Regions from separate parts of the Homo sapiens genome. Here region 1 is linked to region 2. Evidence: chromatin contacts called from ENCODE Hi-C or POLR2A ChIA-PET data. All regions are on one chromosome and are shown on one strand. The core of a region is the stretch at or near the end of the contact, and the rest is flanking DNA. Distances in the headings are between cores, read along the strand shown. Region 1 overlaps CRPPA (CDP-L-ribitol pyrophosphorylase A). Region 2 has its middle 130 kb from the start of CRPPA-AS1.

What was found. Hi-C counts contacts between places; a loop is a spot of excess contacts on that map. ChIA-PET counts read pairs that join two places held with the same protein, here RNA polymerase II (POLR2A). Pooled maps may share reads with other maps.
Region 1: a map of PC-9 shows a loop between it and region 2 (13-fold over the local background). The contact joins two enhancer-like sites. A Hi-C loop is called at or near these places in 4 of 168 maps with a recorded cell type or tissue (Caco-2, PC-9, endothelial cell of hepatic sinusoid and 1 more) and 2 of 50 pooled maps. POLR2A ChIA-PET finds 5 or more read pairs at or near these places in 1 of 52 experiments (PC-9).

What each region holds. Positions count from the first base shown.
Region 1 is chr7:16,127,380-16,131,828 of GRCh38, reverse strand. The region is part of intron 9 of CRPPA (CDP-L-ribitol pyrophosphorylase A); the gene reads left to right. Among named protein-coding and RNA genes, the nearest start is that of CRPPA-AS1, 81 kb to the left of the region's middle. Within about 2 kb of position 2,253, at least 5 of the 41 ENCODE cell types and tissues checked have a DNase peak (open chromatin) inside an H3K27ac peak, as active enhancers do.
Region 2 is chr7:16,082,799-16,087,234 of GRCh38, reverse strand. No RefSeq gene overlaps it. Among named protein-coding and RNA genes, the nearest start is that of CRPPA-AS1, 130 kb to the left of the region's middle. Within about 2 kb of position 3,099, at least 2 of the 41 ENCODE cell types and tissues checked have a DNase peak (open chromatin) inside an H3K27ac peak, as active enhancers do.

The DNA.
Region 1 (4,449 bases), core at 1,004-3,503, 45 kb before region 2:
TGGGCAGATCACTTGAGTTCGAGAGCTCGAGAACAGCCTGGGCAACATGGTGAGACTCCATCTTTACAAAAACTACAAAAATTAGCTGGGCATGGTAGTGCGGCCTGTAGTTCCAGTTACCTGGGGGCTGAGGCAGGAGGATTGCTTGAACCCAGGAGGTTGAGGCTGCAGTGAGCCAAGATTGTGCTACTGCACTCCAACCTAGGGGATAAAGTGAGACCCTGTTCAAAAAAGAAAAATCTAGGTGGAGAAAGCCTTGACACCTGGGCACTCTGCACATGGCTGTCAAAATGTGCTAGCTTTGTACTCCAAAGTGGGCTTCCACCAGAGCCCAGGTCACATTTCAGCCCACTGGAGCTGTACCTGGGGCAGCCACTTTATAACAAGAATCACCTTTCCTCCAGTTTCCAATAACATGTTTCTAATTTCTATCTCAGACTTCATTAGAATTACTTTTCCCTTCCTTATTATTATCAACATTGTATTCAGGAACACTTATTCTGTAAGAAAATTAAAGCTTTCTCTATAGCTTTCCTCTTTTCCTTCTAAAATTGCCTCTAATGGTCTGTTCATGGCAATGTATGCTTTTTCTTGTATGCACCTCAAAACTCAGTCTCTACCCATTATCCAGTTTCAAAGTCTCTTCCACTTTTTTTGGTTTTGTTACAGCAGCCCCCACTTTGTGATGCCAATTTTCTTTTAGTCTGTTTAGGCTGCTATAACAGTACAATAGACTTGGTGGTTTTAGAAACAACATAAATTTGTTTTTTCACAGTTGTAGAAACTGGCAAGTTCAAGGTGAAGGTACTGGCAGACCCTGTGTCTGGTGAGGGCCTGCCTCCTGGTTCATACATGGTCATCTTCTCAGTGTGTCCTCACATGGTGGAAGGGTGTGGGAACTTGCTGGGGTCACTTGTATAAGGGCACTAATCCCAGTAATGATGGCTCTGTCCTTATGACCTAATCACCCCCCAAAGGCCTTACCTCCAAAAACCATCTCACTGAGCATGAAGCTTCAACACAGGAATTTTGGGGGACACAGATATTCAGTCTACAGAAGGAAACTTCATCATCTTTAAAGCCCAAACTTCTAGGAATACTTTCCAAGTGATATTCATCTGGACCTAATTTTAAAAATAGGATATAGACACTAATTACTCATTACTTGCCATAAATAAATGTACTACTTAGTGTACAAAAGGAAAAGAGAACATTCCAGGAAGCCTTCCAAATCCTGCAATTTGACAGAAGGAGGGGTGGAGTCAGTGTTACAGAGTTGACTCTTGCCCTTTGGAAATCCATTCCTCAATTTAGGAATGGATAGTATAGAACAGAGGAATGAAATTTTTCCTTTTATTGTTTAATTCTGTTTTAAGAATTAAATAAAACTCAAGACACAGTCTGCTGGGTTATTCTCTTTTTCTTCACTATAGAAACTCAGTTTTTATTTGGAATAGCATTTCCCAGCCAGCCTTGTAGCTTGACGTGGCTTCTGTGATATAACTAAAGATTTTCTGGAGACTTTATTTAGAGATACTCTTTGTTCTCACTTTTGCTTACTTCTTCCTGCCTGGAAAATATCCAGTATTGTATGATTAAAGAAACAAATTATGAAGTCTTGCTTTAAAAAGCAGAATGTCATCTATTCCCATTAACAAAAAATTATAAAATGTGTACTCTTTTTAACATCCTAGTGTTATTGTTTACACATAACTCCTATCAAGAGTTTGGTCAGGACAATGGATTTTCTTGAGGGGTGTGATAGGCATGCTATGGATGGAATCTGAGATGATCCCAGGTAGAATGGGAACAAGTTTTTAAAAAATTCGATAGTTATTTATTTGTGTGCTTCCTCATTCTTGTGAAGCTAGGGCACCAACCAGGAAAGAATGAATCCTGTGAGTTGGAATGTTTATGTGTCAGAAGGGTTGGAACCCATAAATAGAAATGTCTTTTCTGGTCATTATAATTGGATACCAATGAGGAAAGGAAAAGGTGGGAGGAAGGGAGATGAATTGAAAACATTAAAGGAAAAGACAAAAAAGTTGCATCCTGAAACACTTGCAGAAACTCAGCAACAAATAGTTCCAGAAACCGAGGTTCTATTCCTTATACTTTTACTTATTCAAAATCTGTACAAATCTTGCTTAGCTCCCCTCTCCTTGACAATAAAATATGTACTGAGCAGCTCCTCAGGTTTCAGTAACATGACACATATTCAGGATGGAATTCTGAGCAAAAACAGATGATGTAACATGATATCTGGTATTGTGGCATAAAGCTTCAGGCAAGAAGAGAATCACTAACACATAAAATTGGGACAAAGACGTGCTAAAAAGGAGAGAGACAATGAGAGCCTAAGATGGATGGATTTGACCAACGCAGGAGATCAAAGACTTTCTTGAGGAGGAGGAATGGAATGAATACCAAATTTTCCATCCAAACACAAAAAATTGGGACACAGATGTGCTAAAAAGGAGAGATATAATGAGGATTGATTTGACCTAGGCAGGAGATGAAAGACTTTGCTGAGGCAGAGGAACAGAATGAATAGCAACTTTTGTATCCAAGCAGAGATCTGAAGGTAGAAGAGAGCATTCAAGAGAGGAGGCAACATACATGAGGACATGTTAAATTCAAAGGACTGAAAATGAGCTAATTAGGTTAGATGAGAGAAAGGGAGAGCATGATGTGTGATGTGGCAAGAGAAATCAATGTCATTTTCCCCTGAAAATAGTGGGTGTGATAATACTAATTAAAATTGGATGGATTACTGAAATTTTGAATCTTTCGCTCATATGCTTTTACTCTTAGGATTTAGCTACAATACTTGAAGCAATACATACCAACATTTCTTGTTTGGAACAGAACTGTAAGACTGAAATAATTTATATATTATGCATTTAATCATGAAGTAAAAATAATTTTCTGTTATTGGGATCATTTGCTTCTGTTATTATATTCTTCTTTCTTTTCTTCTACTCATTTTATACCTTAGCCCTAGTAACTTTGCTTTCTGTTTCCATAATTATCATAATCTGTTATAATTGCAACATATTTGGCTTTTTCTAACTTTGTCCATTACAGAATTCTACTGAAGTGGTTTGTTATTAGGGACAAATTTTTCCATCTGGCCAACAACTTGGAAATGGTATGGATGATTCTTTTACTGTCACCCACTGCCTTTCTACCTCATATCACTAATAACTCCCATGTTTTATATTCTGGCCAAAGTTCAGCTTTCTTGTCAAGTTATTTCTTTGGCTTTGTTACCTATCTTCTGGTTTATCCTTCTTCTATTAGAAGCCCTATGTTCTCTGAATGTTCTTCTTACCTGAAAGTCACAGATTATCTCTAACCCAGATTAGCAGGTTTTTCATTTAAAAACTCTTCAGATTTCCCTAACTACAGGCATCCTTTCTTTGAAAAAAGAAGAAAAAATAGGACTTTTGATCACTGGTATTATTTGGGGAGGTTGAGATGAATTTTTTTAAATTATAAAATTACATCTTTATTTTTTTTCTCAAGTAATACTTTTTAAATTTTAATTTTCAAGTTTTATTTTAAGGTTGAGGGTACATATGCAGGTTTGCTATATAGGTAAACGTGTGCCATGGTGGTTTGCTGTACAGATTATCCCATCACCTAAGTATTAAGCCCAGTATACATTCAGTTCTTCCTGGTGTTCTCCCTCCTCCACCCTCCAGCAGGGCCCAGTGTGTGTTCACTTTTACACTGTTGGCGGGAGTAAAAATTAGCTCAACCATTGTGGAAGACAGTGTGGTTACTTCTCAAAGACCCACATAATACTTGAGAACACTAAAATTTATTCCGTTGTAGCTGTAGTCAAAGAATATGGCAGCCTCAAAAATTGCATGAACTAATTACTTCCTTAGTGTAAATTGGGACCAAAATTAACATAACATTTGACGTTTAATCAGTCAACAAAAATTCATTGTAAGAATACTAATAACATTAGCTATTAAAATGCTGAATAAGATTTACCATTAGAGTAGCTTTTTGTGATTTATTATTTTTGTATCTCCAAAACTATAGTCAGGTTACTTGTCTTGAGATGCAATTATTAATTTTTATTGGTGATTTATGTGTTTTAATTTGGCAATATCCATGCTTTACCTGACACCTTTCCATACTTCATTATGACTATTTTATGGGTTTTTGTTTTGTTTTGGCTATTGTGATTATGATTTTTTATATTTTATAACTAGTTATTTGCAGTGTTTTCAAAGCTACCAAATTTTGTGAATGGAAATTTTTAGGACATTAAAGTTTATAATAGGTTATTCTCTTTACATAGGAAAGCTCACATTGTTTTGTGAGTTGATTTTTTTTCTTACCCAACTACTTATTATACTCTATTAGTACTTATTTTATACCTTTTTATGTTTGAAAAGGAGGTTACATTTAATTCTTATTTTCTAATATTTA
Region 2 (4,436 bases), core at 1,850-4,349:
TAGATTTCCTCTTCTTCTCCTAGTTGTTAGCAATTATAGTGGCTGCTAAGGATATAAAACCTATACTTGGGCACAGTGGAGAGAAGTATTGTGATTACTTAATCTCTGTAATGAGTTGAATTATTGCTCAGAAATAATCTTTTCTTCCCATTGCCTTCTGGAGAAATATTTGTTCAGGACTTTGGTATTCATCATGTGACCTGCTTTGGCCAGTACAGTGGGTCAGAAATGTCAGTGTGCCACTGAGACTAGACCTGCAGAGACCTTTTGTATTTCTACTGTCTCTCCTGCTTCCACCCCCACCACCATGAGAAGAACATGCCCAGCCTAGCCTGCTGCCTCCGGAAGGAAGTCAAGAGCCAACATCAGCTGAACTCCAGATAACCCATAAATGGATGAAGGGCCCAGCTAAGATCAGCAGAGCCACCTAGCCCAGTTAGGTTGACCTCCAGCAGATGTGTGAGCCAAATAAATGCTCATACATTTTGCTAGTACTGAGTTTTGAGTAGTTTTATTGCACACCAATTGGTAACAAAAGAAAATCTTTGGCAATGTGAGGTATATTTGCCTTCACAAATCTAGGACATATCCAGAGACACACATTTGCTAAAGCAGAATGCTTATAAAAGAATTGTTAGAGCAATGATCCCAAAGTACTAGAAGGTTCTGAGGATCACTCATTTCCTACTCAATAGTTTTTAAAGGAGAAAGATAGACCTGAGTGTTTGTGAAAAGGTTTTGAAAGAGGTGAAACTTTCTTGGATATGAGATTATATTGAGTTAAATATATGGGCATTTAAAATAATAAGTAATAGAAATAGCAAACTTGCTGAATGATTACTATGTTCCCAAAACTGTTCTTAGTATTTTACTTGCACATAACTTCTGTATTCTTCATAATTACTTTATGTGGTAGGTAGTACACCTATAACCATTTAAAAGGTGTCAAAACCGGCTGGACGCAGTGGCTCACGCCTGTAATACCAGCACTTTGGGAGGCCGAGGCAGGCAGATCACAAGATCAGGAGTTCGAGACCAGCCTGACCAACATGGTGAAACCCCGTCTCTACTAAAAATACAAAAATTTGCCGGGTGTGGTGGTGTGTGCCTGTAATCCCATCTACCCAGGAGGCTGAGGCAGAAGAATTGCTTGAACCTGGGAGGCGGAGGTTGCAGTGAGCCGAGATTGCACCACTGCATTCCAGCCTGGGCAACAGAGCGAGACTCTCTCAAAAAAAAAAAAAAAAAAAAAAGATGTGAAAACAAAGGTACATACATTTTGAATAACTTATTCAGAGTTAGCCAAGCAGCACGTGGGAGGAATGAGATTCAAATTTGGTTATTGAGCCCCAGAGCCTATATTTGTGAGCAGTATGCTATGCAATATTTAAAAACATACTTTTTTAAGATCCCTTAAACTAATGACTCTCAAAGATGAGACCTTTTTTTTCTTTAATAACAAGAGAAATAAAATGAGTAAAGCCCATTACTTTTCAGTGTTTCAGTACTCTTCCTTTCCCCATCTCCATCCCCAAAAGACATATTTTAGAACATCCTTGGATCTGTATGTGCTGGTGAAACCAATGAAGACTGATAATGTACATAAGATTATTATCAGTGCTATCTCTGTGAGCTCTGAAGTTGTTGGGATTTCCTCAGGCAATGAATGATGAGATACAGTTGGATAGTGAAAGTGGAAGATGAAAACATGGAAGCAAGCACTTTCTTGATGGACAAGAGATGCATGTAGCCATTTGTGCCTCAGCACCACAGCAAGACATGAAAGAGAGTTGAAATCTTTTTATCCTTACAGGAGAAAGAAAGGTTCAGAGAAGTGCCTAGGAATGAGAAGGTATAACGTCTTTCTTTGTCTTGGGATTCTCTTAATCACATATGTTACCAATGTTTGGTCAGCAGGAAAATTTTGGGGTGAATGGTGCCTAGTTTGATGAGAGGCCAGAGTGGAGCCAGGTTGTTTTCCCTTATCTGAAACATTGGAATCATTTAACAATGTCTTCACAGCTGAGATGTATTATGCAAATTAATTCTCTACTTAGGATGCTACCAAATAATCTGAACAGTTGTTAAAACATCTGGGTCTGTTTAGCAGCATTGATGAAGCCTGGCTTGTCAAATGCATTTTTTTCTTTCGATTTAATCTTAATTAATCCTTGCAGGATCTCTACGAGGTAGGTCTGTATCAACCTTTTGATATGACAGTTGCAAAAAGGCAGATGCAGAGATTAAGAACTCGTGATCGCTGGGCACACTGGAAGCCAAACTGGAATTCTAACATTTCTAACATAGGACAATTTTGGACCAATAATAGTCCATCTACTTTGAATAATTTTTTAGGGAATTGGATCACATATAGGAAGGACTGTTCTTAAGGATTAAAAAGCTCGATTTAAATCTATATCCAGAATTTTACCTGGATGCATTCACTTATTTTCCATTTTGCAAAATTGCAGTTAAGCCCAGAGGCAAAAGCTTCAACAAGACAATCGCAGAGATGGTTGTGACTCGAGTTGGAGACATGATTTGGGATTCTAGATAGAGGCCAATTTTGTAAGAATTTCCACTAGTCTGCAGACTGTAATAATTGTGTTATTTGGATAAGGTTTGGCAAAGCAACTAGTAAGATTAACTGAATGAGTTTTCTGGAGCTTTGCCATTTGGCGCTATCCATTATGTTCTTTGTTCTACCTCATTATAAAATGGGCTATTGAAACTGAAATTGGTTGGTTTATTGGTATGTCAGGTTTTTATTTCCTTTTTTTTCCTTTCCTATTCTTCACATCTGAGCTCTTAATTTGGTTGAAAGCAAGCTCTTCAGCCTAAGTGGATAAAAAACATCCCTTTGAGGATGAGGAAATAGACGATAAAATCTGTGTTCCTAATTTTCTTCAATAGTTCGGAGGATTTTTTTTTCATCCTGTGTGTGTTTTTAAGACCTTGTTAAGTTCATAGTTCTTTTTTCTTTTATTGTTTGAATAGAGCACCATTCTCTTTAATCCCACCTGAGTTTCAAAAATGTATTATTGAACTGCCCAGTTCAGGAATTCAGTTGCCTGTTTTACTGAATGGAGGTATGTATGACCCGATGGTAAAAGAATGTTATTCAAAGACATTTCCGCCTGTTTGTTTCTTGGATCAGTTACTATTCACATAAATCTGGAAAGAAGCCAAAATATGTAAACAAATTAAGAGTTTGAGGATCCCAGTGGGAATATCTATAAGTTCTGCTATAATACAGGAATTTAAGATAAATGAAGATAAATGCAGTATGTTATAATAAGATAGCCAGGAGAAGCAACTATAGACCAATTATTCTTGGCTCTGGTTTGGGAATCTTAATGAATATTAAAAGATTTGGGTTAATCATGGGGTTATGCATAATGTTACTCCTTCCCAAGCCTATATATGTTGCCTAAAGAGAATTTCATTTTCATTTTACTAGCTTTTAATTGTTGCTTAATATCAAACAACTATTCAACTTAGAAGCTATATTCTCAAACCCTATTACATATTTAAAATATGCAAATTATTTTTATCATTAATCTCTTTATATATTACATAAATCAATGAATACAGTAAAGTGTAGTTTGAAAGACTGGAGATTTTCCTCCAAGAGCTTTTTTGATGCACTGTCTTCTTGAAACTGTCAGTCTCAGCCTGTGAACGAAAAGCTGTGTTAGAAGAGATACAAAGTAATGTGGTGTTCTCTGGTCGTTTTATTACCTTTGACCCAGGGCTACAACTTAAATGTAAAACTCCCTCTTAAAAAAGATAGCACAAAAATTTAATTTTACCAGTATGACATGTCGATTAATTTTCGTGTGAGTGTAGAGAAGGAAAAGTGTATTTTTTTGGTAAACATTTTCTAGAAAGAGTTGGAAAACAATTTTATTGTGAGTTTGTGCTTTGTATGCATATACAATAACTTCTAGAGACTGGGTGTCACTGATTTGGCAAAGCAGGAAAACAGTCAATGAATATTTCTAGTGCATATGTATACATAAGAAATACGTGTTTATACCTAATAATTATACATACACAATTAACGATACTCATTGGCAATGCAGGTTAAACACATTTTTTTTTTTGAGACGGAATCTCGCTCTGTCCCCTAGGCTGGAGTGCAGTGGCGCGATCTCGGCTCACTGCAAGCTCCGCCTCCCAGGTTGATGCCATTCTCCTGCCTAAGCCTCCTGAGTAGCTGGGACTACAGGCGCCCGCCACCACGCCCGGCTAATTTTTTTTTGTATTTTTTAGTGGAGACGGGGTTTCACCGTGTTAGCCAGGATGGTCTCGATCTCCTGACCTCGTGATCTGCCCCCCTCGGCCTCACAAAGTGCTGGGATTACAGGCGTGAGCCACTGTGCCCGGCGGTTAAACACATTTTTAAAGCAATGGCATGTCTTTTATGTTGGCAG